Regions from separate parts of the Homo sapiens genome. Here all the other regions are linked to region 3. A link is a loop called in an ENCODE intact Hi-C map of the cell type or tissue named here. Cell type or tissue: dorsolateral prefrontal cortex. All regions are shown on one strand. Links, peaks and the distances in the headings refer to the core of each region. The heading gives the core; the rest is flanking DNA.

Region 1 (8,121 bases), core at 1,470-6,469, 600 kb before region 3:
GGCTTCCTAGAGCCAATTGTTGGTTTGTGTATTTGAGGATTGTGATTCCCTGTCACATGTCTATTAGAACACAGTGTTGCCTTAGCAGGCAACAGAGTTGATTATTAGGATAGGCCTTCCTGCTGCTTTCAAATCAGACTTCTGAGTTACTTACCAATTTTGAGGTAAGCCTTAGTAGGAACATTTTTTTTCTTTTATTTATTCTTTGATCTTCCTTGTAGGTTGGGATAATTCTTCACTATTCCACCCTTGCCACAGTACTATGGGTAGGAGTGACAGCTCGAAATATCTACAAACAAGTCACTAAAAAAGCTAAAAGATGCCAGGATCCTGATGAACCACCACCTCCACCAAGACCAATGCTCAGGTATCTCATATCTTTGTTGTATTAATTGTTTTGTTTGCTTTCATTGAAGCATAATCATAAATTATAACAAAATTGCTGAGTGAATTTTGGGAAGTAAAAGAACGGACTTGTATGCAGGACTGCCTGGTTTTGAAAATGGCTCAGGCATCCTTCCCGCTGCGAGTCCTCAGACAACTTCTGTACCCTCTCTGAGCCTTCCAAGATCATCTCAAAAGTGGGGCTGATTCTCCCATCCTCGAGTTGTGAGGAATAAATGAGTAAATGGGCAAAGCACTTAAGAGGGGATTGGCCATATAATCGGCTCTATGAAACTGTCAGCTGTTTTTATTTCCTTGAGGTCTTATGTCATACTCAAGTATGTATCAGTTTAATTATTCTATGCAAAGGACAAGAAGACTTGTGTGTTTTTCCTATCCATTATAATATGAAAAGTGGTAAATGGATTATCATGCTGGATGAATAAAATCTATCAGTGATGACCAAGCTTGTTGAATGCCTGATATGTCACTGGCCCTGGGCCAGGGATTTACAGAAGACTCCCTTGCCCTTTGGGAGTTTATAGTCTGCAGGAGGAGAAAGGCATGAGCACTGACTGCGCTGTGTGAGAAGCATAGTGGAGATAGGTTCTTTGAAAATGTAAAGAAAGAAGCCATTAATTTTGGGGGCGGGGGGTTGTTAGGAAATGCTGGACCACTGGCGTGAACTTTACTGTGATCATGACAAAGTGTAGAAGTGAAGAGTGAGCTGAGGAAACCTTGAGGAATGCAGTTTGGCTGGAGCCTCAGATGTTTGGTGTCAAGTAGCAGGAATTCAGGATGAAAGTTGGCTTTGAGGCCTTTGTGTGTCCTATTTAAAATGTGGGCAGCCACTGAAGATTTTTAACTAAGGGAGTGGCCTGACATGGTGTCATTTTAGAAGGATAGCTATGGCTCTAGTATGGAGTATAAATCAGAATTCCTAAGAACAAGGAATTCTGCTGAGGTTATTAGGGCAGCCCCCATGAAGACCAGAACAGTGTCAGGGAGAACACAGAAGAGGACACAAGTTTGAGAGGCTTGAGGCAGTTTCTCTAGGATTGATGTCCAGCTGGATTTAAGAGAGTTGTGTGAGGGAGAGAAATTTGAAGATGGCTGCAAGTTGTCTATTCTAGCTAGCTAGCGTGCCTTGACGGAGGGTGTTTCCATCAACTGAGAAATAAGATAGGAAAAGCAGAAATGGCAGGTGGGCGGGGGAGACATGGAGAGGGGAAATGGGGTGGCAGGCTCCTCAGTACTTTCTTGTGGAATGTTTACATTTTTTAGAAGTCCAGGGCTCAGCAGAGAGGACAAGCTAGAGATTGTCTAGGAGGAGCAGGAGACATTTCCTTATGTGGTCACTGAAGCCATGATAATGAATAGGAACTCCCAGGGAGAAGTTAGTTAAGAAAAGAACGATACTTGGACCTTATTAATGTTTAATAGATGGGCCGTGGAAAAAGTCACTGGATTTTTGGCTGCAGAAAGAGAACACCCGAGAACATGGATGATTTGTGGGAGAGTGGTTCTGTGTTTGACAAGGAGCAGCAGGGGTGCTCCGTGGCCCCAGAGTTATGTTGTAGGATGAGATTTGACACCTCCCTCACTTCTATTAAGAGAAATGAGAGATGATGGTGTTTGGCTTAGAAACTTGGGAATCTTAACCTTAAGCAGCTGTTCATTCCTATAAGGTTCTGAGAAGAAAGATAAAGAGTTAAGGAAAAGGCAGCTGGTGCTTCAAACTCTCTGCAGTCCCCAAATGACACACAAGTATCCTCTTTGCATTAGACAGCTCAAGCTCCGCCCTCTAGCCCTGCTTCCCCCATATCCTTGAGCTTATGGAAGCCTGAGCAACACTGCTGCCTACCTGGAGGGTGGGACACGAGATTTGCCAGTGAGATTCTTCTGACCCCAGAGAGGACATTTTTAGCATCATGGTGGTGAGTGGGTACAGCTGACAATAAGGTGATAAAGGCGAGAAAGTGGTGGTACCAGCGTTGGCAGAAGGAAGAGAGAAAAGAAGTGGTAGTTCAAGGAAAGTTTTAGAAGATGGGGAAACTTGAATATATATATAATACGTATTTTATATATATATATAATACGTATTATATATATATAATACGTATTTTATATATATATATAATACGTATTATATATATATAATACGTATTATATATATATAATATGTATTTTATATATATATATATATAAGCAGTAGAGAAGCATGCTAGAAATAAGCAATAGAGAAGATTTTAAAGATGCAAAATAGGGTTATTTGATAACAAGAACGGGGGTAGGGGGCGTTGAAAGAAGACAGAGAGGGTGATAGGACCCAAGATTAATTTTGGAAATAATACTTTCTTTTCAGGTAAGAAGCAGATGTGAATTAGTACAGCAGGAAGAAGGGGAAGGTCACGTATTATTGGCATCTCTCTAATCTGTGGAATAGAAGGCAGAATTATAGTTTTATAGGGTAATTAGTTTTCAGCAGTACTAACATCATGTTAAAGGATTTTAGTAACTAGGTACAAGGAAGAAACAATATATGGACAAATGTATCAGAGATATTGCCTTTATCCACCCAGTGCAAGATTTGGGGCCATGTCTCAGGAAGGAGCAAACGCAAAATTAAGATTCTGACTTACCCAGAATGGAAATTTATTTTCAGAGAGATCAAGGAGCTCAGAGATGAGCACAGAGTTTTTCTTTGTAGGACCAGTCACTGCTCTGTTTCAATCAGTTTTTATTGCACCATCATTTCCCTTGCTGTCCCCACCTCTCTTTGGAAAAGGGGTCAGGTAGGGCCTCTGCACTCTGTGAAGCTGCTGGGATCCAGATACCTTCCTTACCTTAATCTCAGTGGACTGGCGATGAGATACACAGCAGTGGGCAGTCCTGGGACATGCAGGTTGAGCTGAACATTAGTCAGTAATTAATATGTCATTACATTTCTTGTGTGAACTAAGGCACTTTTCAGTTCACCGGCTGAATCTAAAAGAAGCCAGTTCCTGCTACAAAAAAAAAAAAAAGTAAGAGTAAGTAAGCTGAAATCCTACCAGCAGGCTCAGAGTGTTACTTTGCCTGTCCACAAGGTGGCAGAAGCCGATCAGCTTTCCTCTACTCAGAAACTTACTAGACCTTGTGCTTTAAAACAAGAAATCTAAAAAACAAAATAAAAACACATTACTGCTAATAAATCAGCCTCCCAACTTAACTCTCAGCTTATTATTGGAATAAAGATAATAATTAATCTTCAGGGAATGACTTTTGAAGTACTGAGACATTATGAGAGATACATGTTAAGAAATGGAATGATGAGTGGTTTTTCCTGTGATTCCTCCTTCTAGATTTTACCTGATTGGTGGTGGTATCCCCATCATTGTTTGCGGCATAACTGCAGCAGCGAACATTAAGAATTACGGCAGTCGGCCAAACGCACCCTAGTGAGTATTTTATATTCTCTGTGTACTTGACCCAGTTGTTTCTCTTTTAAGTATTTTCTAGGCATTACAGGTGATTGCAATTTCGTAGATAATTTGTTGAAACATGTAGCATCGATCTGGTTTACCATTTTCTTTTCCAGTTGCTGGATGGCATGGGAACCCTCCTTGGGAGCCTTCTATGGGCCAGCCAGCTTCATCACTTTTGTAAACTGCATGTACTTTCTGAGCATATTTATTCAGTTGAAAAGACACCCTGAGCGCAAATATGAGCTTAAGGAGCCCACGGAGGAGCAACAGAGATTGGCAGCCAATGAAAATGGCGAAATAAATCATCAGGATTCAATGTCTTTGTCTCTGATTTCTACATCAGCCTTGGAAAATGAGCACACTTTTCATTCTCAGCTCTTGGGGGCCAGCCTTACTTTGCTCTTATATGTTGCACTGTGGATGTTTGGGGCTTTGGCTGTTTCTTTGTATTACCCTTTGGACTTGGTTTTTAGCTTCGTTTTTGGAGCCACAAGTTTAAGCTTCAGTGCGTTCTTCGTGGTCCACCATTGTGTTAATAGGGAGGATGTTAGACTTGCGTGGATCATGACTTGCTGCCCAGGACGGAGCTCGTATTCAGTGCAAGTCAACGTCCAGCCCCCCAACTCTAATGGGACGAATGGAGAGGCACCCAAATGCCCCAATAGCAGTGCGGAGTCTTCATGCACAAACAAAAGTGCTTCAAGCTTCAAAAATTCCTCCCAGGGCTGCAAATTAACAAACTTGCAGGCGGCTGCAGCTCAGTGCCATGCCAATTCTTTACCTTTGAACTCCACCCCTCAGCTTGATAATAGTCTGACAGAACATTCAATGGACAATGATATTAAAATGCACGTGGCGCCTTTAGAAGTTCAGTTTCGAACAAATGTGCACTCAAGCCGCCACCATAAAAACAGAAGTAAAGGACACCGGGCAAGCCGACTCACAGTCCTGAGAGAATATGCCTACGATGTCCCAACGAGCGTGGAAGGAAGCGTGCAGAACGGCTTACCTAAAAGCCGGCTGGGCAATAACGAAGGACACTCGAGGAGCCGAAGAGCTTATTTAGCCTACAGAGAGAGACAGTACAACCCACCCCAGCAAGACAGCAGCGATGCTTGTAGCACACTTCCCAAAAGTAGCAGAAATTTTGAAAAGCCAGTTTCAACCACTAGTAAAAAAGATGCGTTAAGGAAGCCAGCTGTGGTTGAACTTGAAAATCAGCAAAAATCTTATGGCCTCAACTTGGCCATTCAGAATGGACCAATTAAAAGCAATGGGCAGGAGGGACCCTTGCTCGGTACCGATAGCACTGGCAATGTTAGGACTGGATTATGGAAACACGAAACTACTGTGTAACATTGCTGGGCTTCCTAGGCAGAAATTCATATAAACTGTGATACTCACATTCCTTGAAGCTATGAGCATTTAAAAACTGTTTACAGCCACCATAGGGATTCAAAAGAATTTGGAATAAACTTTGAAGTTTTGGATTTTACTTATTTTTATCCCCAAATTGTTGCTATTTTTTAGGATCTGAAACAAAATCTTTCTAAAACATTGTTTTAGTTGTCAAAGCACCAACAGGACATTTTGGGATGTGAAATGTAATTTCTTGGAATCTGTAATTTGTACTTAATATTTCAGGCTTGTATTTAATATAATAAATAGGTGTTTGTTATTGTGTCGATCTGTTATTTTTATATTTTACAATATAAGCATTTAGTTCTATTTTAATGAAATTAGTGGTTTGGGGTATTTTAATTAGAGTTACACATAAGTCAGTTATATATATATATTGCATGGTTAAGTGTATTGATTTTGGCACATAAATCAAAGTGATTTTTGGGTTGCTGTATTTTATAAGTCTAGTTTTAAATATTACCAGGTTTTAAAAGGATCTCTCAGGATGTTTTTTGAAAATGGAAATGCCTAAAAAACTTCCTACGTTGCCTTACTTTTGCGTTATTCCTTGGATCCTATTAATACTATTTTCAACATGGTCGTGGCCTTTTCATTGCTTTATATTCGGTCTTAAGTTTCTTACTCTTTTTGGTGTGGCCAGGTGGGGGTGATTGCTGCACGAAAGTTATTCTTGAATGCAAATGAAGAGCTACCACTTAAGGTTCACATTCTTCAATATTGGCTCTTATGTTGACTTTTATTTTGTACTTAAACAGATAAAGTTCCTTAGATTCATGCTGAAGTACTGATTAAATCCCATTCCGGAATTCTAAAAACAGCTCTACTGCAAAAGTTCTCGCTCACTGGTCTTTGCTACACTGCAGTCTAACCCATCTCCTGTCCTGAGTCTCACTGTGGTTCTCAGTTCTCTCGTATGCAAGACAATGTCTGCAAAATTGACACAACTTTGATCTCTTTTCAGCGGAAGTCTAAAGGTTTGAATCAGATTGGATTCAAAAGTACATATTCGAGAAATGCAAAAAAGAATCAAGCCGTTTAGCTTAATAAACTTCAAATTCTGAGAGATTAACTGCTTATGTACAGAGAACAATTCTCTGAGCCATCCTGAGATTACCCATTCTAGTGTAAATGTTCACTTTTCACTGGGTTACTGCATTAGAAATGTTATTTTGCTTGACAATAATAAAACCGATAGTTCTACTTAAGCCTTTTAGGTTTGAGTTTTAGAGATGTTATTTTATGGTGGGGGAAATAAAGCAGCCAGTGGATAGATTTGGCTATATTTCCTGGTTTATGGTCTCCTGGTAAATTGATATATTATGTACAAGATGGTGTTTGGAAATGACAAAGATAAGCTAATAAGAAATGGAGTGAATAATTCTTATTTATCACTATTTTTTTGTTTGCTCGGTGTTTAACCTGTTTGACCTGCTGGTCAGCTGTACCTAGGGAGATAACTTTCTTGTTCTTCTTTTTCCTGCCTCTGCATAGGAAGTGAGGAATTTTCCTTCCTGGAAGATGTTGCCCATTCAGCAAGCATTTATTCATTTAAACATGCCTTATTTTAGGTAACAGAACAGGTGCTGGCGGTGGGGAAGGACTGGAAAAGAAATCAAACACTTGGAAGAAGATGGAGATTCTGCTAAAAATGTTCAAGGGGATTTTGTTACTCATAGCGTGGAGAGTGATGAGCGATCACTTACTCATCCTTAGTATTTCAATTAGAGTTTTGATATTTGTATATAGGAAGTGAGTAATATATTGTATTCCTCCCACCTTTGTCGTTTATGATTTATAGCTGAGATTCTCTATTTTTCATAGAATTGTAAACTGCTAACAGATGTTTCAGTTTTCTTAGAGATCAGCATGATCATTTTCCTAATTTAAAAAATTTGACAACTAAGATCCAAAGAATTTCTGGCTTGCTGGACATGCTGGCAGGTTATACCATGCCCACGGCTAGAACCATGTTTGCCAATGCTGAGGCCGCCGTGCTTGGCAACACATTTCATTGCTTTTACGGTGTTTATTATCTATAAAATTGTATCAGACTTTATTCTTATCTTAGTTGTTTTGAGTTTTAGTTTCATAATAAGGTATAGTTGGTTATATTCTGCTTAAGGAAACAGTTATGATTCTTTTATTTCATGACAGTTGTTTTGTTTTGTTTTGTTTTGTTTTTAGAGTTGAGGTCTCACTCTGTTGCCCAGGCTGAAGTGCAGTGGGGATCATAGTTCACTGTAACCTCGAGCTCTTGGGGTCAAGCCATCCTCCCACCTCAGCCTCCTGAGTAGCTGGAACTACAAGAACAAGCCAGTAGCCCGGCTGTTTTTCTTTTTATTTTTGTAGAGATGGGTCTCACTGTGTTGCCCTGACTGGTCTCAAACTCCTGGCCTCAAGTGATCCTCCAACCCTTGCTTCCCAAACTGTTGAGATTATAGATACGAGCCATTGAGCCCAGCCAAAAGTTGTTTTCTTAATGTAAACATTATATCTACAGATTACATATATAATGTTATATACTAACCTGCTTTTTAGGTAACAGTTAGAAATTAGATTTGTGTATGACTATTTTTGTGACTAGATTTATATACTAACGTACATGTATATTAATATTTCAGGTCATTAATAGGTGGCAACTGATTTTTAAATCTCAGGATATTTTGGATAAATGTAACAATGTAACTATATGTATGTTCAATATATTTATATTAGTAATATATACAGATGGCAACTTAGGTTTAGTTGCTGATTGGAATCTATACATAGGTCTCATTATAGAGAAGCAACAATGTTAGAACAGACTTACATGTTTCAAGTATTGAGTTCAGAATGCCCAAACTGAAGT
Region 2 (8,121 bases), core at 1,962-6,961, 900 kb before region 3:
CCCAGATATGAATATGATGCATCGAGCACTCACTAAATGCCAAGTACTTAACACACATTATCTTATTTAAACCTCATAGCTGTGCTACACAGGAGACACCATAATAATCTCCATCTTACAGGTGAGGAGGCACAGAGAAGATGAGTCATTTGGACAAAGTCACAAATCTAGTAAAAGGAGAGATGGAATCCAAGTCTAAAGAGTCTTCCCCCAAAGCTCATCTTAATAATCACCAATGCTATGTTGCTTCTAGAATCTGATTCTATTTACACCATTCTGGTGCTCTACCATGCTTTCTCGGATTTTTCCGACCTCTCTTTTGAGACGGAAACTAACAAAGATCATTGCTTTTGTTTTTATTCCCAGAGGGTCAGCCTATTCAGTCACCCTCTACAACAAAGTGGAAATTATCTGGAAGAAGATGAAAGAAGATCCCATGTAGCGAAAAAGGTGGCATGGAATCTCAGCCAACCAGGACACTGTCAGACGTTCCTTTAAAAGAGCCTTGTATCACAGATCATATATGTGCAATAATATACATAATCCCCCAGTGGGAGATGTCTTCTACATGGCAGTTATCACAACTGTGTAGTAAAGATTCCTCCTTCCCATTCTAGAGGATGGGGAAATAGCAATTGAAGCTAGGAATCACAGGCAGCATGGGTTGTACCAGGATCAACTTGTCCTGTTTCTTTGTCTAGAAAGATCTCCCCATATTCAAATGGCAGTCTCCTCCTCATACCTTAAGTTTAGACGGAATGATGCTAGTTCACAAAGATCCTCCTTGATGACCCATCCTGAAGAACTGGTTTTCACGTGACCCTTTCCCACAACATCCTATTATCACCATAGCACTTACCATAGCAGTCATTATTTCATTGATTGATTGACTTGTTTTTCTCGGTGTATAAGTTTTCTAGGGGTGCTGTAACAAAGTGCCACAAAATGAAAGCCTTGAACAACAGAAATGTATTCTCTCACAGTTCTAGAGGCTGGAGTTCCAAAATCAAGGTGTCAGCAGGCTCATGGACCCCCAAGTCTCTAGGTAAAATCCCTCTTGCCTCTTTCTAATTTTTAGTGGCGACTATTGCTCCTTAGCTTACTGTAACATTCCAATCTCTCTCTCACACACGGTGTTCTCCTTGTCTCTTTGTCCAATTTTTCTTCTTTCAAATTTCCAAATTTCTCAGTGTCCAAATTTCCTTCTTTTTAGGACACCGGTCATATTGGATTGCATATCTGCCCTACTCCAGTATGATCTCATCTTAACTTGGCTAATTACATCCTCCAGTGGCCAATTCTGGCTTCTAGAACCGTAAGAGGATAAATTTATGTTGTTTAAGCCCCACAGTTTATGATATTTTATTATGGCAATCCTAGGAAGCTACCACAATAACTCACTTTGCTTTGTTTAATCCAGGGTTTCATATACTTATTTGACCAAATAAATATTTTCTCCATGGTAGCTATTAACAATCTCTAACTCCCTTTGTGGAGGGGAAGGGGGGACATACGTGTTTTAGAAAAGTAAAGCTCATCTTCCTATTTCACAGATGAAGAAACTGAGACTCAAGGAGGACAAAGAATTCACACACTTGTGTGTGGTAGGATGAGGATCAGAACTTGGGCTCCACAGGCACTCTGGGTGCTCTTTACCATTTGCTTCTATTTACTTCTCAGCTGCCCCAGGAAATATGGTGGCATACAAGATTAGGCTTGGCTTGGCGCTCACTAAGAATAGAACAGGGAACTTTTCCCAATTAATGAAGGGCTCTTTGAAAAAATCGACCCAATATTCTTCCAGCCAATAGAAAAAAATGATTCTCCTTTGTAGAGGAGTTGGGGCAAATGGATTCTAAAAATCAATTATAAAAGCAGCTGGTCCAATGTAAACTGATGTCTCAGCTGAGTTTGGACTGACTGAAAATCCAGCCACAGCTTGGTTTTCACCTCTTCATCCCTCCACCCTTCCTTGTGCCTAAAGAGACAAGAGAATGTGAGCCCCCACCCCTGACATGTTTGAAAAGGGAAACAAATTCATTGATAACATTGTGGTCTGTTCAATTCTTTGCTTTTCTTTTTGCCTCCTTACCCCACCATCTTCCTCAGGTACACAGGACACACCAGAAATAAAGCACTCCCACCCCAGTGAAGGGGAGAGAGTGTCCCCTACCTTCTACTTGATAAGCTGCAGTGGCTGCCGCCCATCCAAATCCTGCAGGGAAAGCCATGGTTTAAGAAGCTGTCTACTGGGATCTTCAGCTGCCAGAAGCAGAGCACCCTTTGGCCAGAGGAGCCAGGCAATTGTGCAAACAGAAAATGAGCTCTCACCCTAGAATGAAGCCTCAGAATACAAATATTTATGCAAACAACAAGGAAGCAGGGGCAAAGGACACTTGACTGCCACAGCCTTGATAAGAATCCAAGATACTTTGTACAAGGCCATCATTTATACTTTCTTCCCCCAGCACTCCCTGATTCTTAACAGAGTTGATAACCCTGGGTGCTAAGTCCCTGATTTGGCAGGGCACCCATTTACCTGATGTTTTGCCTTTTAAAGTAACATGAACATTGTTTTAAAAAGTCATTATCATCCTACTAGAATTTTCCCTTAGTTCATTCATCCCAATTCCTGATCCGTACTCTGTAGAGGTAACCACTTTTAACCATTTCTTCTGATATTTAATCCCATATTGTGTAAATAATAGGGTGTTGCTGCTTATTTTTTTCAATTTTAGATAATTATTGACTTCTGGGTATAGGGCAGAGGATCTAGCACTCTCTCTCTCTGTTCCTCCTCCCTCCTTCTCTTCCACCTTCTCCCATCTGGCCAACATGATAAAATTACCTTTTCATTTAAATGAATTCAATATTTATATTTCTATGAGTCTGTATGGCTCAAAGCTGAGCCATATAGTATACATACCATGCTTCCATGCAACTTTTAATTTTCTCTAGGGTTAATCCACTGCCTGATCTTTATGTTTATTTCATCTTCTTTACACCTATTACTAATTCATCCCCAAACACTCTGACAGAAGAATACATCTCTGAGTTGTTCAAACAACTCTGTCTTCCTGCTCCATTCTGCACTGTTTATTTTTTAGGACACCACAGAGCTTTGACCCACGATCTCCTTCACATCATTCAGAGAGGCTCCTTCACCTCTCCCCTGGTCTTTCTGTTTCTTTTCCCGCTTTAGAGAAGCACATCCTCAAATAACTGTCTGATAAAGGGGGCATGGGACATAAATATTTCAAAACTCTGTAGTTGCTCTGGAATTGTCTTTAGTCTAACATTGCTCTTAATATGCAGTTTTGTACAGGATTTTATGATGAAAATAATTTTCACTCAGAATTTTGAAGGCATTGGTTCCTGATTTTCTAGCTTCTGGTGTGGCTACTGACAAGTTTGATGAGAATACAAGTCCTGTTCTTTTATATGTAAACTTTTTTATTTCCCCAGCCCACCCTCTCTGACCCCCAAGTTTCTGTTTCTGAAATTTCAGTCATGTTCATTGGTGTGGAACTTCTGTCCATTGTGCCAGGAACCCAGTGGGTATGGGTTTCCACAGAAATGTACATGTTAACAGTAGGGGAAACTGGATGAGGGGCCATGGGAACTCCCTGTACTATCTTTGAAGCTTCTGTGTAAATCTAAAATTGATCCAAAATAAAAAGTTTATTTAAAAAAAAATGACTATGGATTGGGAGGCCAAGGCGGGCGGATCACTTGAGGCCAGGCGTTCGAGACCAGCCTGGCCAATGTGGTGAAACCCTGTATCTACTAAAAATACAAAAATTAGCCGGGCATGGTGGCAGGCGCCTGTAATCCCAGCTACTCGGGAGGCTGAGGCAGGAGAATCGCTTGAACCCAGGAGGCAGAGGTTTCAGTGAGCTGAGATTGCACCATTGCATTCCACCCTGGGCAACAGAATGAGACTCCATCTCAAAAAAAAAAAAAAAAAAAAAAAAAGACTATGGAAAGAGAGGAGGTATGTATAACCGAAGTGAGGAAAGTTACTTACTCGGTTTCTCTACATTGCCATTAAATCATTCTACATTGTGTAATGACAGGAACATAAAGTTTGAAACAAGGTATAAGTAGGTTGAAATCCTACCTTCTCCAGTTATCCTAACTCTAAGAAGAGATTATATACAGAAAGAAATTGGAAAAGACACTGAAGATATTTAAAGGTACATGTTTGGTGAAATAACCTAACAAATGCATGGCAAACTATTAAATTTGGCTTATGTTGTCATTCAGTTCTGAAGCAATTGTAAATTGAGAGAAAAAATAAATATCGAAATGTTTTCACGATAGAACGCTAGATGGCAGTATTGCAATTTTTTTAGGTTTGCAAGTTGCAGTATAAAGTGGTATTAAAATTCAGTTATTTCACTAATGGCTGTCTACACCAGTCGCCCCTGGCTAATTACTACTGCTCTTCTAAAGATACTTCTCCAGAAGAAACAATCTATCTTCTCAGTGCTTCACATACTCTGAAGTTATTAGTCCACAAGTGGCAGAATTAATTTCTCTCAACATTGATTGGGTTGTTGTTCTAATCCAACATTCTCAAGCTTTTTGGTGTCAGGATCTCTTTACACTCTTAAAAATAATTGTGGTTCCTAAAGAACTTTTTTTCTTTCATGTGGGTTATATTTTATATTAAATATATTTGCTGTATTAGAAATTAAAACTGAGATTTTAAAAAAACATTTATCGTTGACTTCAAACAGCAATGAAGAGCATGTTAACAGAAGTTACTTATTTTATGAAAAATAACCATATAACCCCAAACAAACAAACAAAAATATTTAGTGAGAAGAGTGTCACTGTTTAAGATTTTTACAAATCTCTTTGCATGCCTGGTTTAATAGAAGACAGCTAATGTTCCTATCTGCGTCTTATTCAATTTGTTGTCTCTAGAAAACTCCACTGTACACTCACAGAAGAATACAGACAAGAGTGGAAAAGGCAAATCATATCGTAGCATCATTATAAAAAGTTTTGACCTGGTGTACACCCAAGTGGGTCTTGAGGACCTCTAGGAGTCCACAGAACACATTTTCGTAACTGTAGCCCTCCTTGAACTCACTTTCCACCCCTCCCCTAAGACCTTCCATTGCAACCCAGCACCCCTCTGTATCTTTCTCACGTTTCTGAGAACTCATTTCACTCATCTGCCCTGCACTAGGGCCCAAATGGCTCTAAGGCATGAATTTGCAGCCATCATCTCAGGTAAGAAAGAATTATTGTATTTTAGATTTTTCTGTATACAAAAAGTAGTCTGACTTCATGGTCCCATCCAGGAAGATTGGCTGGTAATTTAATTTGTCATTACTGTATTTGGGCCCCCTCTGCTTCATTTTAGGGCCATACAAGAAAATTTGGGTCTTATGAAAACCAAAATTCTTTGTAATACCTGTGTTTCTATTCCCCTACCTCCCAGTGTTGGTCTGTACCAGTTAATGCCAAGATGCCCACTCTCCAGGTCTACTATGGTCTCTTCAAGTCCACTGATTCTAGGGACTCAAGCCTTCTCCAGGGGTGAAGCTCTGAGGTTCTATGTTCAACTGCCGCTCATCACAGCCACAGTAGTTCCTCTGACGTCCTGCCACCTTCTGAAGGTACTGCCTCAGAACAGCACAACAAACCTTTTTATTCACGAGTGTCACCAACCTCTGTCTACTCCCCAAGCAAACATAAGTTACTTGCATTATAGTTTTGTCTACAGGTGTGCTCTTTCTAGAAGTCCTGGGACTGCTAAGTATATTAATCAGTCCTCACACTGCTGTAAAGAACTACCTGAGACTAGGTAATTTATGAAGGAAAGGCGTTAGATTGACTCACAGTTCCACAGGCTATACAGGAAGCAGGGCTGGGAGGCCTCAGTCATGGCAGAAGGATGAAGGGGAAGTAAGCATGTCTTCATGTGACAGGAGGAGAGTGCAAGTGAAGGGGGACTACACACTTTTTTTTTTCCTTGAGACGGAGTCTCGCTCTGTCACCCAGGCTGGAGTGCAGTGGCGCAATGCCGGCTCACTGCAACCTCCGCCTCCCAGGTTCAAGTGATTCTCCTGCCTCAACCGTCTGAGTAGCTGGGATTACAGGCATGCATCACCACACCCAACTAATTTTTGTATTTTTAGTAGAGACGGGGTTTCACCATGTTGGTCGGGCTGGTCTGGAACTCTTGAACTCATGATCCGCCCGCCTCAGCCTCTCAAAATGCTGGGATTACAGGCGTGAGACTACACACTTTTAAACAACCAGATCTCATGAGAACTCACTCACTATCATGAGAACAGCAAGGCAGAAATCCACCCCCATGATTTAATCAACTTCCACCAGGCCCCTCCTCCAACACTGAAGATCATAATTCAACATGAGATTTGGGTAGGAACACAGAGCCAAACCATATCATGAAGAAACTGTAAATTCAGGGACCTCTAGGTAAAAAGGAAAAAAAAAATCTTGCACAAAACTTTATTTGTTAACTGTAAAACAAGCTGTTCTTTAGTAAGAATTCAGCCCTATTAGTCATGATCTTGACCCTCCCAACTTGAATTGCTGAGATTCAAAAACTCTGGCATTCAAAATGCTCCTGCATACCTGTGTAGGAGAAAAAGATTCTAAATGAACGTTAGTCTATCTGTAGCAAAGATGCCTGTGTGTTCTAGCCGCCCTTGTTTCCCCTTCCATCTTGCCACACTTTTTGACTACATTTTTCAGCAACTTTGCAAATGGTTGTGACCACATTACTATGTGTCCTGGCCAGTGGAATGTAGGCAGAAGTAATGTGTACCACTGCCAGGCTGGGACACTACAATCTGCCTGCATAATCATTCATGTTTCAGCCATGTATCATCATTCTTCTTTCATCCACTGGCTGGATATACAGGCTCCACTGGAAGACTCTAAGACCCTAGGAATTCTCAGACGGAAGGAGCCTGGTTCTCTGTATCACAGCATGGAGCAGAGCCACATAACAGCCTGTGAACAATCCACTTTAAACTACAGTGTAAATAAGAAATAAACTTTTATTTTTCTAAACTACTGAGAGTGGAGAGTTGCTGATAAATACACTCTCTGAAAACAAACTGCTTCCTTGAGCTTTTTTTTTTTTTTTTTAACATAGTTAAATGACTTCAAAGTGTTTTCTTCCAGAGGAGAGCCTCTTCAGTGATACTATGTCATTGGAGAAGAAAGGAAGTGGAAGGGAACGTGAAGAAGGGGCAGGTGCAAAGGGTACATCTACTTGCAGTGGTTGGTGCAATGGATTATTCATCATGATTTCCTGCATTTACCAAGAAAGGTCTAGCCAAATTTTGACCTCAGAAGGCAAATTTTACAAAATTGCTTCTCAAAAAGGCCGCCGACTCCTGCAAGTAATCTGCTATTTTTAAGATTTCAATAATTCTAATTACTACTGTACATTTACTTCCTATAAGGTCTCCCAGGCTACCTAAACATCAATTGTATTGCTTTAATATTGACTGGAATTACATAAACTCATTGTGGTAATACCAGCTTCTCAGGCATGAAAATGCAAAAATGAATTAGTTACCATATTGCTCTCAGTTTCTTAGTAGACAGAATCTGTCAAAACATGAGGTGTAGAAAGTAATTCAGTAATAAAGGGCGTCTTTGGTTGTGGAAATTCTGACAGCCGTGTTGTGTGTGTGTACGTGTGCAGGAGCCAGGGGTAGGAACATTTACTAACATGAGCCACCCAGGACTTGGACGACCTACCTTTTGGTAACAGAATTTGATTTTCCATTGGGTATCTGCCTTTTACCCTATGCAGCCTAAATGTTTCTGGAAAATCTGACCCTGGGCCCCACGTAATAACTTGTCAGCTCCAGGGATTCATTTAAGGCCATATTCATATTTCATCTCATTGGTTACAGGGATTAAATTAGTGATGGGCTTGAAACCCAATTCCAACAATAAAAAATGAGAGAAGGTCTGTTAAGATTTCTAAGAAAAAAGCTTCCTCACTTTTCCAAAGAAGCTATCCAGAAAGACATACTCTTCCTGCTACACCTCAATACGGAAGTTTTTAGCAGCCATTTCACAAACATAGAGGATCAACCTTGGCATATAGAGGAAAGA
Region 3 (8,121 bases), core at 1,843-6,842:
ATTGAAAAAACTACTTGTCAGGCCGGTCATGGTAACTCACACCTGTAATTCCAGAAATCTGGGAGGTCGAGGTGGGTGGATCACTTGAGGTCAGGAGTTCAAGACCAGCCTGGCCAACATGGTGAAATCTTATCTGTACAAAAATTACAAAAATTAGCCGGGCATGGTGGCACACACCTGTAATCCCAGCTACTGGGGTGGCTGAGGCAGAAGAATTGCTTGAGGCTGGGAGGTGGAGGTTGAAAGGTTGCAGTGAGCCGAGATGGTGCTATTGCATTTCAGCCTGGGTGACAGAGCGAGACTCCATCTCAAAAAAGAATAACTACTTGTCCAGAACGTGTCAATGTGCACAGGTTTCATGATAATTCCTCCTGAAGAACTGATACTATCTTATATTTGCTGGGTATACAAATTTCCATTGATATATGGATAGATTTCTTTTCTCAGAAACTCATTTTAGGCTTTGGTTTTTTTAAAGGTACAACAAAAACTGGGACTGCCCATGAATGTTGACTATCCTTACCTCAGTTTGCTTCTCAGGAATGGAAAATTTCTGCCCCCAAACACCTAAGGCAGTAGCTTTCCTTCTCTCATCTGTTGACTCTGAGCCAGAGGATTCTTTCCAAATTTCTCTCACATACTCTGAGCATTTAGAATATTTAGAATAGTGCCCTTGACTGTCATGTGTAGTTTTCTAGGTTTGGTATTTACAAAGAAATAGGAAACTATGGATGCTTCTCAACATTACAGGAAGACATCCAGTGGGTAGTTTGGTAAGTCATAACCCTTCACAATCAGAGATTCTCCTCCATAAAGTTAGAGAGGTGGTTAAACCTGGGAATACAAATCTATGTCTGCAGCCCTGTGCAGTCTCAATGTGGGAAGTCTGGGCTTTTCTGTCTGCTGGCCTCAGCCATCTCCAAAATGCCCAGCTGTGAAACCAAGTCCTTAAACTTCCTCCGACCTCCACCCTCACTCTTGGTGCCAGGCTTCTGTTATGCTTATTCTCCATCTAGTGAGTTTTGCAAACTTCTGTTATCCATGACCACTTTCACACGTATTGACATTTACACACAGCATCTGTTCCATTATTTACTTAATAGTTTTCTTTAAATCAGTAAGTTTTGACTTCATTTATTTATGAGGGCAATTTTATGCCATTAGCACACACTTCAAAATCTATATATGCCATTATTTTATATGTTAATATAAAAATTAACATCACAGAAGCAGAGTGTAGTGGAAATTCTCATGACTGACCATGTCTCAAGTTCTGGGTTAGTATTTTGGTAGAGCTCCATAACATCTCCTTGCTGATTCCTTCAGCTAGAATTTGTTGTGGGCCTGCCACATTCTAGACACTGGGAATGGAGGGGGATAAGACAGATACGGTTTATGTGCTTGTGAAACTTAGGGTCTATTGAGAGAGAGAAACAAGAGAGATAAATAAGCAACTAAGCAAGCCAACCCTTCCCACCACGAAAATCAGAAAGCAGTGTCTCAAAAAAACAGAGAGAGTGTAGGGATGAAGAGTGCCTATGAGGTAGGTTTTTTTTTTTTTTTTTTTTTTTTTTTTTGAGACGGAGTCTCATTCTGTCACCAGGCTGGAGTACAGCGGTGCAATCTCGGCTCACTGCAACCTCCGCCTCCCGAGTTCAAGTGATTCTCCTGCCTCAGCCTCCCGAGTAGCTGGGATTACAGACATGCACTACCACACCTGGCTAATTTTTGTATTTTTAGTAGAGAAGGGGTTTCACCATGTTGGCCAGGCTGGTCTCAAACTCCTGACCTCAGGTGATCCGCCCACCTCGGCCTCCCAAAGTGCTGGGATTACAGGCATGAGAGGTAGTTCTTATTATTGTTTGCTTTCTACAGCTGAGGAATGGAAATACTAAGTATGTTAAGGAACCTACTCAAAGCCATAAAAGTAGGAAAAAGCAGTCAACTTTCCTCCAGTTAGGATGAGTGTGGACACAGACATCTTACTCACCAGAGTGAGTCCCGCGGTTGTGTTTATCTTCTCTGCCCACATAAATTCTTGTTTTTGTCTTGTTTTCTGCAGTGAACAGGAATTTCTAAAAGCAGCACCCTTCCCATTCTTCCTCCTTTTCTTCTTCAAATTCTCACTTGTCTGCTTTATTTTCCAGTTACTCAAATGCTATAGAATGAATGTCCCCTCTACCTTCTGCCCCGCAATTCCTGTGTTGAAATCCTAACCTCTAATACCTCCTGATGGTATCAGGAGGTGGAGCCTTTGGGAGGTGACTCAGATATAAGGATGAAGCCCTCATGAATGAGATTAATGCCCTCACACACACAAAATAACTCAGAGCTCGCTTGCCCCATTCTCCAGCCTTGTGAGTATACAATGAGAAGTCAGCAGCTGCAGCCCCAAAGAGAGCCTTCACCAGAACCCAAACATGCTGGCAATTTGTCCTCAGACTTCCAGCTTCCAGATCTGTGAGGAATACATTTCTGTTGATAATAAACTGCCCAGCCTAGAGTAGTCTGTTATTGCCCCTTAAACTAAGATACCAAGAAAAATAGCAGTCTTTGTAAAATGATGTATTCCAAGATATAACTTTTTTTTTTTTTTTTTTTTTTTTTTGTGGAGTGCGCAGGCAAATAAAGGAGCCACACATTTCAGTTGAATGAATGCAAGAGTTAAGCATTTTTAAAAGTTACAAATTATGAAGATTGTGATGCTACAGAATGATACCTTTTCAGCTTCTGTTGTCATTAACTTGGAATTATAATGGCTACTTTGAGTATTGAAAATGAGAATATTGTGCAAATCGGTCATTCCACCCTTCAAGGATATGGTTAGGGTTCTTTCTAAGATTATAAGGCAATGATTAAGCTGGATTATGCTGAAGCATCTTTCAGAATTGCAAAGGTACTTTATGAGTACAGTGTGGAAATTTTAAGTTTGAGGATAGCGCCCTCTTCTGGTTGAAAGTTCTCTTTTTTTTTCTTAATGTGTTTTCTATTTCATATTCAAATAGAAATATAATACAAAACTTGTCCTGGGAATTAATTTTTTAAAAAATTTAAAGTTGAGAAGTGGAACATAAGTTGTCATAATGTGAGGTTTTGGAAAGGTAAATCCCACCTCTAAAGCCTCCGAAATTCCTCTCCTATTCTGGTGTATGTGAAATTTGAGTGTACTCTGTAACATACTCTAAACACAAGATACAATGAGTGTGTGTAGAGTATCGTATTAAAGTGGTTGCTTAGATTTCCAGCATTGATGAAATATGTTTTTAATCGTAAGTAATTTCGAAATTGTTTTAAGGATTGAACACACTTATCAGGGAATGATTGTTGAATGGCTGATGCTATTTCCTATGAAAATGAGAGCACAGTGCTTAGTTTGTATCATTTTTATTTCTTCTAGCCTCTCATTCTCTCTTTCCATGGCTTAAACTTAATACTCACGCAAGCAGTATGTGGTTTCTTCCCAGCCTCCTCTCATTTGCCCATCCACATAATGGCTTTGCCTGGAGCTCTTTCCGTTAAATGACATGCTGAGGCAGCTTTTCATGGCAGTTTCATAACCAAAATAATATTTCCATGCTTTTCCTACTGTCAAATGTATATGAAGATGGAAAATGGGAAGAAACCGGACTTCAGTTCTGGGTTCCTATTCAAATCAATTTCCTTTAAAACAAACGCAAACTGAATCTGATGTTCATTTTCTTAAGTAATAGTTTGGAAGGCCCAACTTGGGTGGGTTGCCTTAGACATCATGTTTATTTAACTAGAAGGAATAACATAAGGTTCTGCCTCCCTTGATTTCTTCTTTGTAAGAGCAAGCACAAATATCTTGTCTTTTATTGGCACAAAAACAATAATCTACACAGAAATTAAATCTTTTGTTTATGCTGTTTTAGGAAACGATATAAGAAACTTTGAATGTCTTGACGATGAGCTAACTAGGAAAGACACATCCTGTTCTTCACACAGATGTAGCAAAGATGTTACGTAGTCTTAAACCTCCACCCCTCTGTGACCCAGTTGCTGTATCTAATAATAATACAGAAATTTAGATTTTTAAAAGAAGTACTTACTTTTTGTGAAGCCAACTGCTTACTGAAAAAGAGACCATGTTCCCTACTGGCCTTAGAATAACTGTGTAGGTACCGCCATCTAGTGGTGGTTTTGCAGACTAAAGCAAAAGAGGTTTCCATTGTCTAATTTGAAGTAGCTCTCTTCTATTAGAGATAAATTGTCAGCTGAGATGAAATGCTGCACCTGAAATTTACTTACATTTTAAATTAAACTTTGAAAGACACAATCATTCCCAAAGTAAATGAAAATTTATACAACTAAGATTTCTTAAAATCCTCTGTGGGAGGTGGCATGAAACCCAGGGCGGGTAGAAGAAACCTTGAACTTTGGAATTTGTTGAGTGTGAGTTGTAATACCTGCACCAGCTGTGTGGCTTGAGGCAAAACACATATCCTCCCTTGAACCTCAGCTAGACTTTTTTTTTTTTTTTTTTTTTGACAGAATCTCGCTCTGTTGCCCAGGCTGGAGTGCAGTGGCACAATCTCAGCTCATTGCAGCCTCTGCCTCCCGGGTTCAAGCAATCCTTCTGCCTCAGCCTCCCAAGTAGTTGAGACTACAGACGCGCGCCGCCACGCCTGGCTAATTGTTGTATTTTTAGTAGAGACGAGGTTTCACCTTGTTGTCCAGGATGGTCTTGATCTCCTGACCTCGTGATCCGCCCACCTCAGCCTCCCAAAGTGGTGGGATTACAGTTATGAGCCACCACAACCGGCCAGCTAGACTATTTTTACAATGACAATGACATAAGCATATCTACTTAATGGGTTGTTGTGAATATGTCAGGGGCTCATGTAGGTCGGGCTCAAGGAATGGTAACTATTTTTATAGTTATTCTGCATTAAAGAACTAAAACATCAGTATTTGTAGGGATTTTTCTCCACATCAACTGTAAATTTCTTGAGGGTGGAAGCTGCCTTAGCCCGCTACCCTTTGGATCTGAGATGCCTGGTGACCTGCCTGAGGCAGAGTAAATGTTTGTAGAATGCATGCATCTTGTTCCATCTTGCAAGCCAGGCTGTAGATGAGGTTAGAGGCTGGGGGTGAGATTTCTTTGCATTCCTCATAATTCATAGCATAGAAGTTAAAGTAATTGATTAGAACATTTGTTTATGAATCTTTGATGAATATGCTGAAACTTGTGCACCATTTACTTTGTCATTTAGCTATGTGTTAATATATCCTTCAAGTAAGGAAGTCTTTAATCCCAGAATTTTTTTTTTCATTTTTCATTTCCCATAAAAATCTCAACTCCTTGTTTATATTGTCCATTGCTTAATAATCTCTAATAGCATTGCTCTTGAGTTTATATGAAATTGCTCTGTGGAAAATAATATGGCTACTTCTTCTTCTTTACCTCCCAAATTTTGAAATGTCCAGTGTGGTTTACTTGCAAAAGAGTGAATGTCTTCTGGTTGAAATTTAATTGACAAGGCCTGCTGTTGGCTTCTGGGACTTGAGTTTAATTTTCTTTTGGGAAATGTATCAAGCGGCCTGCCTTCAAAGCCATCTCTCTTTTTTTTTTTCTTTTTATTCATTTGCTCCTACCTGGAGCAAGAGACAAATAATCTGAAGGAATTTTCCCATGGCACATTTGATTGGTATATGCTTCCCCCACTAGAATGTCAGCTCTGGAAGAACCGATATACAATTATATGCCAGTGTGTAGCAGAGAATCAATGTCTAATGTTGAATGAATAAGCACATAGAGAAAAAAGGAACAATTAATGATGGAGGCAAAAATGCAGATTTTTAAAAAAATTTAGTTTTTAAAATACAAGATCTGCCCAATATGGTTTCAGCTGTGTGTGAAACGTTATAATGGGAAGGCAAGCAAATCAGTGAGAAGATCAGTGACTTTGGAGTCAAATAGCCCTAGGAACAAATCTTGGCTCTGCCATGTGCAAGGACTATGTGTAAATTAATTGTTTAGAACTTCAGCTTCTTATATGTAAAATTAGGATAATAATAACTTCTTCATGGGGTTGTTGTGAGAAATAAATGACAAAGAGCATTTAGTATAATATCTGGAGTGTACTGAGTTTTGCTGTGTGGGCATAAATGAGAGAGCATCTAACCCTAGTTGGAGAGACCAGGCTTCATTGAGGAGGAGGTGTTTCAGCTGGAGTTTGACAAACTGGAATGAATGCAGTAGATTATAGTCCAGTAAGAAGAACTAACTGAAATGCTTGGGACCAAAAGTGTTTCAGATTTCAGATTTTTAAACTTGAGAATAATTGCATATGCATCATGAGAATCTTGGGAATGGAATCGAAGCCTAAACACGAAATTTATTCGTGTTTTATATGCACCATGTACACATAGCCTGAAGGTAAATTTAAACATTTTCAAATAATTTTGTGCATGAAACAAAGTTTGTATTAGGTACTTATGTGTGGAATTTTCCACTCATGGTGTTATGTCGGGTGTTCAAAAAGGTTTAAATCTTGGAGCATTTTGGATTTTAGATTTTCAGATTAGGGATGCTCAAACTGTCTATACACATATTTATCTCGTTTTATCACTGGCTTATTTGGTTTACCTTCACCTGGCAGAAATGGTTTCCAAGTTCTTAGGCTAGAGACATAACCTTTATTCTCGATCATATGAGGTACTTTCTGATAGAGGCTAAAAGAGTTACTCTCGGCGGGGCACGGTGGCTCAGGCATGTAATCCCACACTTTGGGAGGCCGAGGCGGGCGGATCATGAGGTCAGGAGATGGAGACCATCCTGGCTAACACGATGAAACCCCGTCTCTACTAAAAATACAAAAATTAGCCGGGCATGGTGGCGGGTGCCTGTAGTCCCAGCTACTCGGGAGGCTGAGGCAGGAGAATGGCATGAACCCGGGAGGCGGAGCTTGCAATGAGAGGAGATCAGGCCACTGCACTCCAGCCTGGAAGACAGAGCAAGACTCCATCTCAAAAAAAAAAAAAGAGTGACTCTCTATGCTGGTTTAAAATCACTCAATGTAGACAAATAACATATAAATAAATAAACATACAGCCTGGGTACAACAGCTACACCAATTGAACCAAACTCTCTGGGAGTACTTGCCAGTATGGCAATAATAAAATGACTGATCAGATTATAACAGGTGTTGGCAAAAATGGAGAGAGATAAGAATCTTCCTACACTGCTGGTGGGAATGTAAAATGCAGCCACTTTGGAGAGCACTTGGACAAGTATCTCAAAAGGTTAAACATGTAGTTACCATATGACCCAGAGATTTCAATTCTAGGTATATATTTAAGAGAAGCGAGGCCGGGCATGGTGGCTCAGGCCTGTAATCCCAGCACTTTGGGAGGCCAAGGCAGGCAGATCACAAGGTCAACAGATCGAGACCATCCTGGCCAATATGGTGAAACCCCATCTCTACTGAAAATACAAAAATTAGCTGGGTGTGGTGGCGCACGCCTGTAGTCCCAGCTACACGGGTGGCTGAGGCAGGGGAATCGCTTGAAATCGAGAGGCGGAGGTTGCAGTGAGCCAAGATAGTGCCACTGCACTCATTCCAGCCTGGCGACAGAGTGAGACTGCCCCTCAAATAAAAAGAGAGGTGAAAATATATGCCCACACCAAAACCTGTACATGAATGGTCATGGTGGCATTATTTGTAATAGTCAAAAAGTGGGAACAATTCAAATGTCCATCAACTGACGAATGGATAAATAAAATGTGACATATCCGTACAATGAAATATTGTTTGCAACAAATAGAATGAAGTGCTGTTATGAAATGTGTGCTAAGTGAAAGAAACTAGACACAAAAGGTGACATTTTGTATGATTCAATATAGAGAGGCAAATTCATAGAAACTGAATAGGTTAGCGAATACTTAGGGCTGGGTAAAGGGAGGATTGGGGATAATAGCTCATGGTTATTTTTTTATTTTATTTATTTATTTATTTATTTATTGAGATGGAATCTCACTCTTTGACCCAGGCTGGAGTGCAGGGGTGCAATCTCGGCTCACTGCAACCTCTGCCTCCTGGGTTCAAGTGATTCTCCTGCCTCAGCCTTCCAAGTAACTGGGATTACAGACATGCGCCA
Region 4 (8,121 bases), core at 1,208-6,207, 160 kb before region 3:
ATAAATTTGTTTAAAAAAAACCAAAAAGTGCTCTAAAAGTCTATTAATTACAAAATAAATTACATTCTAAGATCTCCCCACCAAACTCAGTGAATCCATCCACAGGCTGGAGCAGAGGAGTTTTTAATCTGTTTAGATGATTCTTATGCATGTTAAAGTTTAAGAACAATCAAGAAGCAATTGAAAGCTCTAGTGTTTTAATCAGATGAACGTGAGTTCAAATCGCAGCTGCACCTCTTCACAGCTGGCTGTCCTTGGGCTACTTAACCTCTCTGAGTCTCAGTCTCATTTTAAAATCAGGGTAAGAATAAGTATATATGATGATTTTTCTTAGAATTAATTCATACAATGACATAGAGTTTTTAACACAGTGCATAGGTGCATAGTGTAAGTGCTCAGCAATTATGAAATAATAGAAGTTTTACTGTTACTGCCTGAGTTCTGGTGAGCCAGGGAGAATTGTGCCAAAATGTAAGGGGCTTTCAGAGAAGACAAAGCAGTAAAGGTAATAAGCAATAAAAAATCAGGAAATAATAAAAGTAATCCTGGATGCTTCTACAACATTCCATGGTTTATATATAGCTTTCACTTTCATTCCCTGACTTGATCCTGACAATGACCTTGTGAAGCAGAAATTCCCCTTTTTACAGAAGAGGAACTGAAGCTTAGACATGATCAGTGACTTTCCGGAGGACACAGAACTAGGAAATGTCAGAGTCTAGAGCATCGAAATTCTAGTGCAGGGTGACAGTACACTGTAGTAATTAAATATGGGGGCTCTTGAGTCAGACGGTTGGGTTCAAAGCCCAGATATACTGATTACTATTATAAAACTGGCAAACCAGTTCCCTTCTCTGAGGCTTAATTTCTTCACTAGTTAAGTAGAGATAATAACAGTGCTTATCTCCCAGTGCTTTGTAAAGATTAAATGAAATAATGTTCATAAAGTCTGAGATTCATGGCTGGCACATGGTGAGTTTCCTATTTCTGCACTCAATTTTGAATATGGTTCCTTGAGGGAAAAATACACATCCGTGCTATACAGAAAGTAATCTAGGGTTAGTCAGAGAAGGTGGCAATCTTTGTGCATGTGTCTTGAGGTTGGGAAGACGGGCTAGGGTTGCTACAGCCTCGGAGGAGTAATAAGAAGCTGGCACAGCATGCTGTGGCCTATGAAGCTCTTCTCTTTAACTAGTTGAAGTACTTAAAGAGCCAATAAGGAGATGGTACAAGCAAGACAGAGAAATCCTGGACTTTCGGTCCCAAATATCAAAAATGGCGGTAAATGTGGCAGTAAAAAGATAATTATTCTGTGATGTTTGGCAATGACTAAGAATCCGAGTAAAAAGGTCTGGACTTGGGATTTGTAGTAGCTAAACTCCCATACAAATATTTTGGAAATATATTAATATATTAATATTATATATTGATTATATTATATAATACAATATTTATATGTTAATATATTACAAACTTCTTCAGCACAGTGTCTACTTTACACGATTTTGTTGCCTTCTTTATAATTAGTTAAGGGGTAAACGTTTAGTAGGGCCACCATGGGCAGATATTCTTTGGATAAGATTTGAAAGATAGTTTGGTCCAACAAAATGTTCTGCATATTTTGGAGATGAGAAAGGGGTTGTGTATTACTTCCCACACTGTGAGGGAAGGTTGCTTAGACCTGTTGTAGAATATAGTGGTGCCATTTCTTCTTTGAGTTCACCATGACAAAATATGATGATGATAATGGTGATAACTATTACGATGGCAGCTCTTACTGACTCTATGTGCCAGGGGCCATCCTAAACACTTTACATATGCTGCCTCATATAATCTTTCCCAATAGTTAAGTAGACACTATTCTTTTCTTTACTTTTTTTTTTTGAGACAGAGTCTTGCTCTGTTACCCAGGCTGGAGTGCAATGGCATGATCTCGGCTTACTGCAACCTCCGCCTCCCAGGTTCAAGTGATTCTCCTGCCTCAGCCTCTTGAGTAGCTGGGATTACAGGCATGCATCACCACACCTGGCTAATTTTTGTATTATTAGTAGAGTTGGGGTTTCACCATGTTGGCCAGGCTGGTCTCGAACTCCTGACCTCAGGTGATCCGCTCACCTCGGCCTCCCAAAGTGCTGGGATTACAGGCATGAGCCACCTTGCCCGGCTGACACTATTATTTTCTTCATTTTAGAGTGAGAAAACTGAGGGAGGTTATTAGTCCTCAAACATACAGCTTGTTCACAGTTGGAACTGGAATTCCAACCCAGGCTGCAGAATCCAAACCAGCATGCTCAGGTAGCTTTAGAAGTCATCATATAGAAGACAAAATTTGGAGTTGGACAAGTATTAGTGATTCAAAGTTGTGGGTGGTTTCTGGAAAGAGTGTTAGCTACAGAAAAAGAGAAAGAAGTAGTTGGTCAGTAAGTTGGAAGTTTGCTAGGAGAAGTCTGCAGAAGAGGGAGAAGGTGGCACGCGACAGAATCGAATGATTGAATCTGATAGAATGGGCAGCGAGAAGACTTGTTATGAGGAAGCTGGCAAGTGGGAAGAATGCATTGGCTGTAAAAGTATGCAGACAAAATTCAATAAACATTTACACTGCACATGATCCCATCCTCTCTGACTCTCTCTCCTGTTACCCTTTCCTTCTCTCAATGTACTTCAGCCCTGTCAACCTCCTGGCTGCCCTGCAAACATGCTATTCTTATGTTAGCTCTTGCTCTTCTCTCTGCTTGGAAGTTCTTTTTCCCTTGAGATGCCCATGGCTAGCTCCTCGCTTTCATCAGGATTCCAATTAAATGTTGCCTCTTTCATAAAGCCCTTATGGACCCCCTATATAAAAGTGATCTCCCTAGCAGATCACTTCTGATTCCTTGATTTATTGTCAGTCTCTCTGCCTTCTAGATAGTCAGCCAATAACTGAGGGTCTTTGTTGTATTCACTGTGGTATCCCAGTGCCTATAATTGTGTCTTGTACACAGTAGTTACTAGATGTTTGCTGAATAATGAAAAAACAAATGTTTAGTGAAGACCAACTATGTGCAAGGAACTTTTCTAATTGCTTTGTCAATATAACATTGTTCTCAACTTCAAGAATCAGGGTTGCCTGTCTTTATACAGTGATTGCTACATGCCAGTCACGGCTCTAAGCCCTTTGCATCTATTGATTTTCTTAAATCCTCACAACAAAACAATAATGTAGGTACCAGTTATAGCTGATATTTGTACCAGGCCACAGGATTATGAAGTAGTGGAACTAGGATTTGAACCCAGACAATGGGGTGTCAGCATCTGTCTCCTTAACAATGAACTAAAAGAGTAAAAGGCTCTCAAGAAATATACAAATACATGCTACAAGGGCTCAAAGGACTAAGTAAATCGCTCGTGCGTTTGGGGGTGGGGAGAAGGGCAATAAGGTGTCAATTGAGACCTACTTGGAGAAAGGGGGAAGATTTCACTTGGTGACAGTGTGTATAAATAATCCAGCAGCCATAGGGAAGGCAAATAGTTTCACAAACACTTAGAAATGGCTTCCACCCAAGTCATGGCCAACTGACCTTGCAGCTGAGAGTGAGAGGGAATTTTAATTCAGTTTGCCTGGAGAACGGGTCAACTTGACCTTTCTTCTGAAAAGAGAGGCTTCATGCACTTGACTCTTGGGGACACAGAAATCTGCATTTTAATTTTGACTTCTCAAACAGTAACCATGGCCACAAGTGGTCTATTGGTTTCTCTTTACCTTCCCAACTATTCCCGGCCTTACTGTGCTTTAGAAGGGCAAATGACCTTGCGGGTGGTGAGCGATACCTCCTGGTTGACCTGCCTGGGAGATCTCAAATGAAACCCCCCACATGGATGCTTCTCCAAAATGCCACCAGTCTATGCCACCCCCTCTCTCCAAGGTGGTATTCTGCACCTCGGCCCTGCGATGTTCACCTGGAGTCTAGAGCCAGTGTTTCCCCACACTTAGCCGAGTCGCATGACCGGTTCTAGCTTCAATGGGGGAAAGTTTCCCGTCTAGGAGTTCTGGCGCTCTGCCCGGCTCCGGAGAAGGGCATCTCCTTGCGCTTCCTCTCTGGTGTCCTTCGAACTCAGCCTAACTTTGTGCAGCAGTATTTCCAGTCTAGCTGTCCAAGTTGGAGCCCCTGGGGGACGCAGCGGCGCGTTGAGAAGGCGCGGCGCCTTCGAGCCCCTCCCCAGAGCAGGCGCTGCTCGCAGTGACAAGGGGTCCTAGAGGCGCCCGCTGAGAGCCGCTGGCAACTCCCGGGGGTGTCCTGCCCAGCCCGAAGTCACCTCGGGTCTCTTTCGGGTCCATCTACTCTGTCGCCAGAGGCACCGTGCCACCCGCGGCGCTTTCCTCTCCCCGCACCCCGCCCCCCGCATCCCCAGTCCGGTGACTTGGCAGCAGGTGGCAGGGGCGGCGCTCACGAGGGCGAGGGGCTGGGGTCCCCGCACTCGAGCCGCCCGTGCAGCCCGCCCGCTTCCAGCCGCCGGCGCGAAGCTGCCGGCGCCTCGGCCTCCCCCGCCACCCCGCGCGCCCCCGCCGCCAAGGGCCGCGCAGCGCCCCCGGCGCCCCCCGCCGGCCTCCGCCCGCACCTGCAGCCCGCTCCGCGCGCCCTGCCCGCAGCCGCCGCCGAAGCTCTCGCTCCCAGCGCCACGGACGCCCCCGGGCCGAGCGGCGGTGCGCTCCCGTGCAGACCCGTGGACAGACGCCCCTGGCCGGTGGACTCTCGAGTCTCGCTTCTGCACCCTGCGTCCCTAGACATGAATGTGAGGAGGGTGGAAAGCATTTCGGCTCAGCTGGAGGAGGCCAGCTCTACAGGCGGTAGGATGCAATAAGCTTGCGAGCGGGCGCCCGCTTCCGCCCTCCTTCCCTCGCGAGCCAAGACGGCTGCCCCTTCCCTTCCTCGGCTGGGGACGCTTGTTGCCTTCGCTGCATGAGACACAGTCACCTGGCGGGACTGGGAAGGGGAGGTGGGAGCGGCAGGAATGGGGTGCAAAGGAGAGGGGGGTGCATGCAAGATCCAGGTCGGGGAAGAAAAGATGTTTGAAGTGTGTTTGAAACTCGCCGGTGGCAGGGTCCCCTGCGATCCTGTGCGTACTTTTGCCTTCTCTGAAAATTTCCGAGGTTGTTTATGCATCTGCCAGATGACTCCAGACCGCACGCTTCCTTCCCCTAACACCTGGGGATTAATGAGCTGAAATAGTATTGATCCTCGCCTTCCACTTTTCCTTCATGCCCCCACACGTTTCTTCATTACAACTGTATTTTTGTCCCCTGGTAATATACTGGCGGCATCTTGCCCATGTCAGATTCTAAAGCAGGAGCGTATGGCTTGTTTTATGGCTAGCTTCAGTTTAGTGTGTTCAGAGAAAATGGTCCTCAGTGACACTTGCAAATAATTTATATACAGTACAGCCTTGTTAAGGTATCGGGCACTGTGTTAGGAGCTTGGCTTTCAGAGAAACGTGCGTTCTGCGAAAGCAGGGAGAAATGTTTTGCTGTTTGGTGGGATCCATAGAGAAATAGGAGACGATGCCCTTCCACAAAGCGTCTTGGGTTGCATCGATTTGTTATTAGGTGGTTTTGATGTGTACAGAGTATTTTACAGGAGCCGGAAAGAGAATGGAAGTGATTTTGGGGCACATGAGAGTGATAAAGGGCTGGACCTCTCCCTGATTACATAAGCTAAGGGGTCACATATGGCTATAGCATAGTTTGGGTTTAGAGGGTGAAAAACTTGGACTCGAGGGCTGTAAACTTGCAAGCAAAGAGGTGTTTCCACTTGCTGCCTTCTTTAGTACTCAGGGAAATGGAGTCACCTCAACAACTTGAGTCAATCATTCGAATTTATGGCCATGAGAAATGGAAATGGACACCCTCCCTTTCTTTTCCTCACTCCAATAGTTAAGGTCATCGTAACCGGGAGGACACTAGTCTCACTTGAATATGAAATTTTAAAGAGAACAGTCTTAATCCTTTTGGACTGGAAAAAATAATATGAACATCACCTGTAAAGCCCCACATTTGACTTGTAACTGTGTTTAGTTCTGTTTTCACTTATGCCTGGAGATGCCCACTCATTACGAGCCAAGCATAAGTAGATTATCTCTTGTGAGAAATGCTTACAATCTTTAAGAGATCAAATGTTTCCTGAGTGGCGTGTTTAATGTAGAGGGCTGAGTAGTTTTGGGGTGTTGAGTTGAGTTCGTAGGGTCTCTGTCTTTGCAGTTCTTTAGAATAAACAGGGTAGAGGGCTAGCGCTGTCCTATTAGAGACACATTCACACACGGCAGCCCAGGGAACTCAAGGCTGGAGCAGATGGCAGGAATGTCGTCTCAGGATCTGGATGGCTTGCATTGCTTGGCTCCTCAGTGACCACAGCTCTTTGACTGTACCTGTTCTTCCATCAACCGGATGGGGATTGAATCAGCATGTCTAGACTATGCACAGGGTCATGGGTGGCCATAATCACTATAAATGGGAAATGAAGATGAAGTCACACCTGGGGAGTACTATACATTTAAAAAAGCAAACCTTTTACTGCTATCTCCAGAATCAGCATGTGTTCACTGTTTATTTAGAGAACAGAAATATGTTGTTTTATACCTTGGCTAAGGTGAGACCAAAGTGATGAGTTTTCTGGCTGAGAATTGATTTGACACCTGTTTCTTGAATTGTATTCACAAATTTTTAGTTAGTTGTCATATGATGAGAAGAATAAAGAAAAAAATAGTTTGGATTATCTTTTTTATTCTTGTTGATATTGCTTCAAAGCTAATATTAGAGAATGATCCCCAAATATGTAATACTATTTTCACCAAACATATGCATAAGTACTTTGCTTACTTGTGATCAGATATAGGATGGTCTTTACTAATCCTGGGATGAGAAGGGATGATTTTTAAAGGCTTAAACTCTGTCTTCCATTTTTGTTTTAAAATAATAGTCCCGATCTCTTGTTCTCTTTCCAATAAGTAGGCTATTTATATAACTCCCAAACTATCTTGTACTATGATACAGTTTTTCCTTGAATATATATCTCTGGAATGGAGGTTTATAAGATGATTTAGCTGGAATCTAAGCAAAATTTAACTGGAAGATCTAACTGAGAGAAATGTAGGTGGATGATAGAGAAATCAAGAATTAGAGAAGTGTGAGTCTGTGTGCGTACGTGTATGTATTTTATGACCTGACTTAGAGATAGAACACTGTGAAAAATGGTTTGCTGAAAGGCAAAGGATGAAACTACATGAATGGAAAGTAGAGAGGAAATGTTGGAAATGACAGAACAGAGTCGAGTTGCAATTCTGAAACTTTATAATAATTTAGTTTAAAAAGTTCGTTCCGTACTCTCTTCTCAACAAGTAAACGCATCTAGTATGCTAACTGATGAACACCACCTGTAAATCACTGTAATTGACATTGTTAATGCCAGAGAGGACAGAAAATGGGTGAGTTGTGCATAAGTACATACAAGTAGAGAAGGTTTCTTACAAATTAGAGTGCTCACTTTTGCCCTGCCAGCTTCCATGTTAAACCCAAAGCCTGACCAAAATACATTTTTCATTTCATTGTCTAATCCCATATTTTGCACTCCTGCTATAAAATCAGAACGTAATCCTGCTAACAGTGGAGAGACTGAGGGAGATGATAATTCAACTATGTTTGAAAGAGAATCAGAAACAAGGTCAGAGGAAAAAAAAAACTACAAAATTATTCATTGGTGTCCTTAATTTGTGCCATCTAACTTAGAGATGGCAGATGTTATGTGATGTAATCTACAACTAAAAATGAGGAAAATGTATGTTTCAATAGTAGAGTAAAAAAATGTCTTCAATTTTGAATTGCCATTTGATGGATGTATCGTGGCTTTGGCTTAAGTTTCATGTGTTTTAAAAATAAGGCAAACTCAAATTAGTAATTCCACAAGGGTAATATTGAAAAATCCATTTATTCTGAATCCATGAAAAGCTTTTCATCATACAATCATTATTTTATTTTCTTTATGTCATATAAATGTAAGAGGTGTACTAAACAAATGATAGGACAAAGTGTTGAAATTCAGCCACCCTCTCTCCCCAGGCCTGAAGCTTATGCCCTCTCATAAAATAAAGCTG

Evidence for each region. Hi-C counts contacts between places; a loop is a spot of excess contacts. Peaks named below come from ENCODE experiments on the same cell type or tissue, not always from the same donor. Only the 100,000 strongest peaks of a DNase experiment are listed, where the experiment ranks them.
Region 1: a loop joins it to region 3, with 11 times the contacts of the local background. A loop is called at or near these places in 87 of 110 quality-filtered maps.
Region 2: it touches region 3 in a loop (7-fold over the local background); 78 of 110 quality-filtered maps call a loop at or near these places.
Region 4: it touches region 3 in a loop (5-fold over the local background); 5 of 110 quality-filtered maps call a loop at or near these places.

The regions. Positions count from the first base shown.
Region 1 is chr4:22,384,791-22,392,911 of GRCh38, reverse strand. ADGRA3 (adhesion G protein-coupled receptor A3) reads left to right here. Exons shown (of 19, transcript NM_145290.4): 17 at 222-367; 18 at 3,729-3,824; 19 at 3,965-5,536. The coding sequence ends at 5,207. Among named protein-coding and RNA genes, the nearest start is that of MIR12115, 130 kb to the left of the region's middle. RefSeq lists an enhancer at 6,420-7,619. In dorsolateral prefrontal cortex, for the core only: a CTCF peak has its summit at 3,479 (motif pointing right); a DNase peak (open chromatin) is centred at 3,461.
Region 2 is chr4:22,687,126-22,695,246 of GRCh38, reverse strand. It overlaps the pseudogene GBA3. Among named protein-coding and RNA genes, the nearest start is that of ADGRA3, 180 kb to the right of the region's middle. In dorsolateral prefrontal cortex, for the core only: CTCF peaks have their summits at 4,134 and 4,334 (motif pointing right); no DNase peak of the experiment used is centred there.
Region 3 is chr4:21,785,457-21,793,577 of GRCh38, reverse strand. All of the region lies in intron 1 of KCNIP4 (potassium voltage-gated channel interacting protein 4), which reads left to right. Among named protein-coding and RNA genes, the nearest start is that of KCNIP4-IT1, 64 kb to the left of the region's middle. In dorsolateral prefrontal cortex, for the core only: CTCF peaks have their summits at 2,760, 2,965 (motif pointing left), 3,950 and 4,149 (motif pointing left); a DNase peak (open chromatin) is centred at 4,127; H3K27ac peaks cover 1,309 bases.
Region 4 is chr4:21,945,275-21,953,395 of GRCh38, reverse strand. It overlaps KCNIP4 (potassium voltage-gated channel interacting protein 4), which reads left to right and starts at 4,624. Exons shown (of 9, transcript NM_025221.6): 1 at 4,624-4,825. The coding sequence starts at 4,765. RefSeq lists enhancers at 3,676-4,176, 4,177-4,677. In dorsolateral prefrontal cortex, for the core only: no CTCF peak of the experiment used is centred there; DNase peaks (open chromatin) are centred at 4,185, 4,295 and 4,815; H3K4me3 peaks cover 2,859 bases; H3K27ac peaks cover 2,564 bases; H3K27me3 peaks cover 1,632 bases.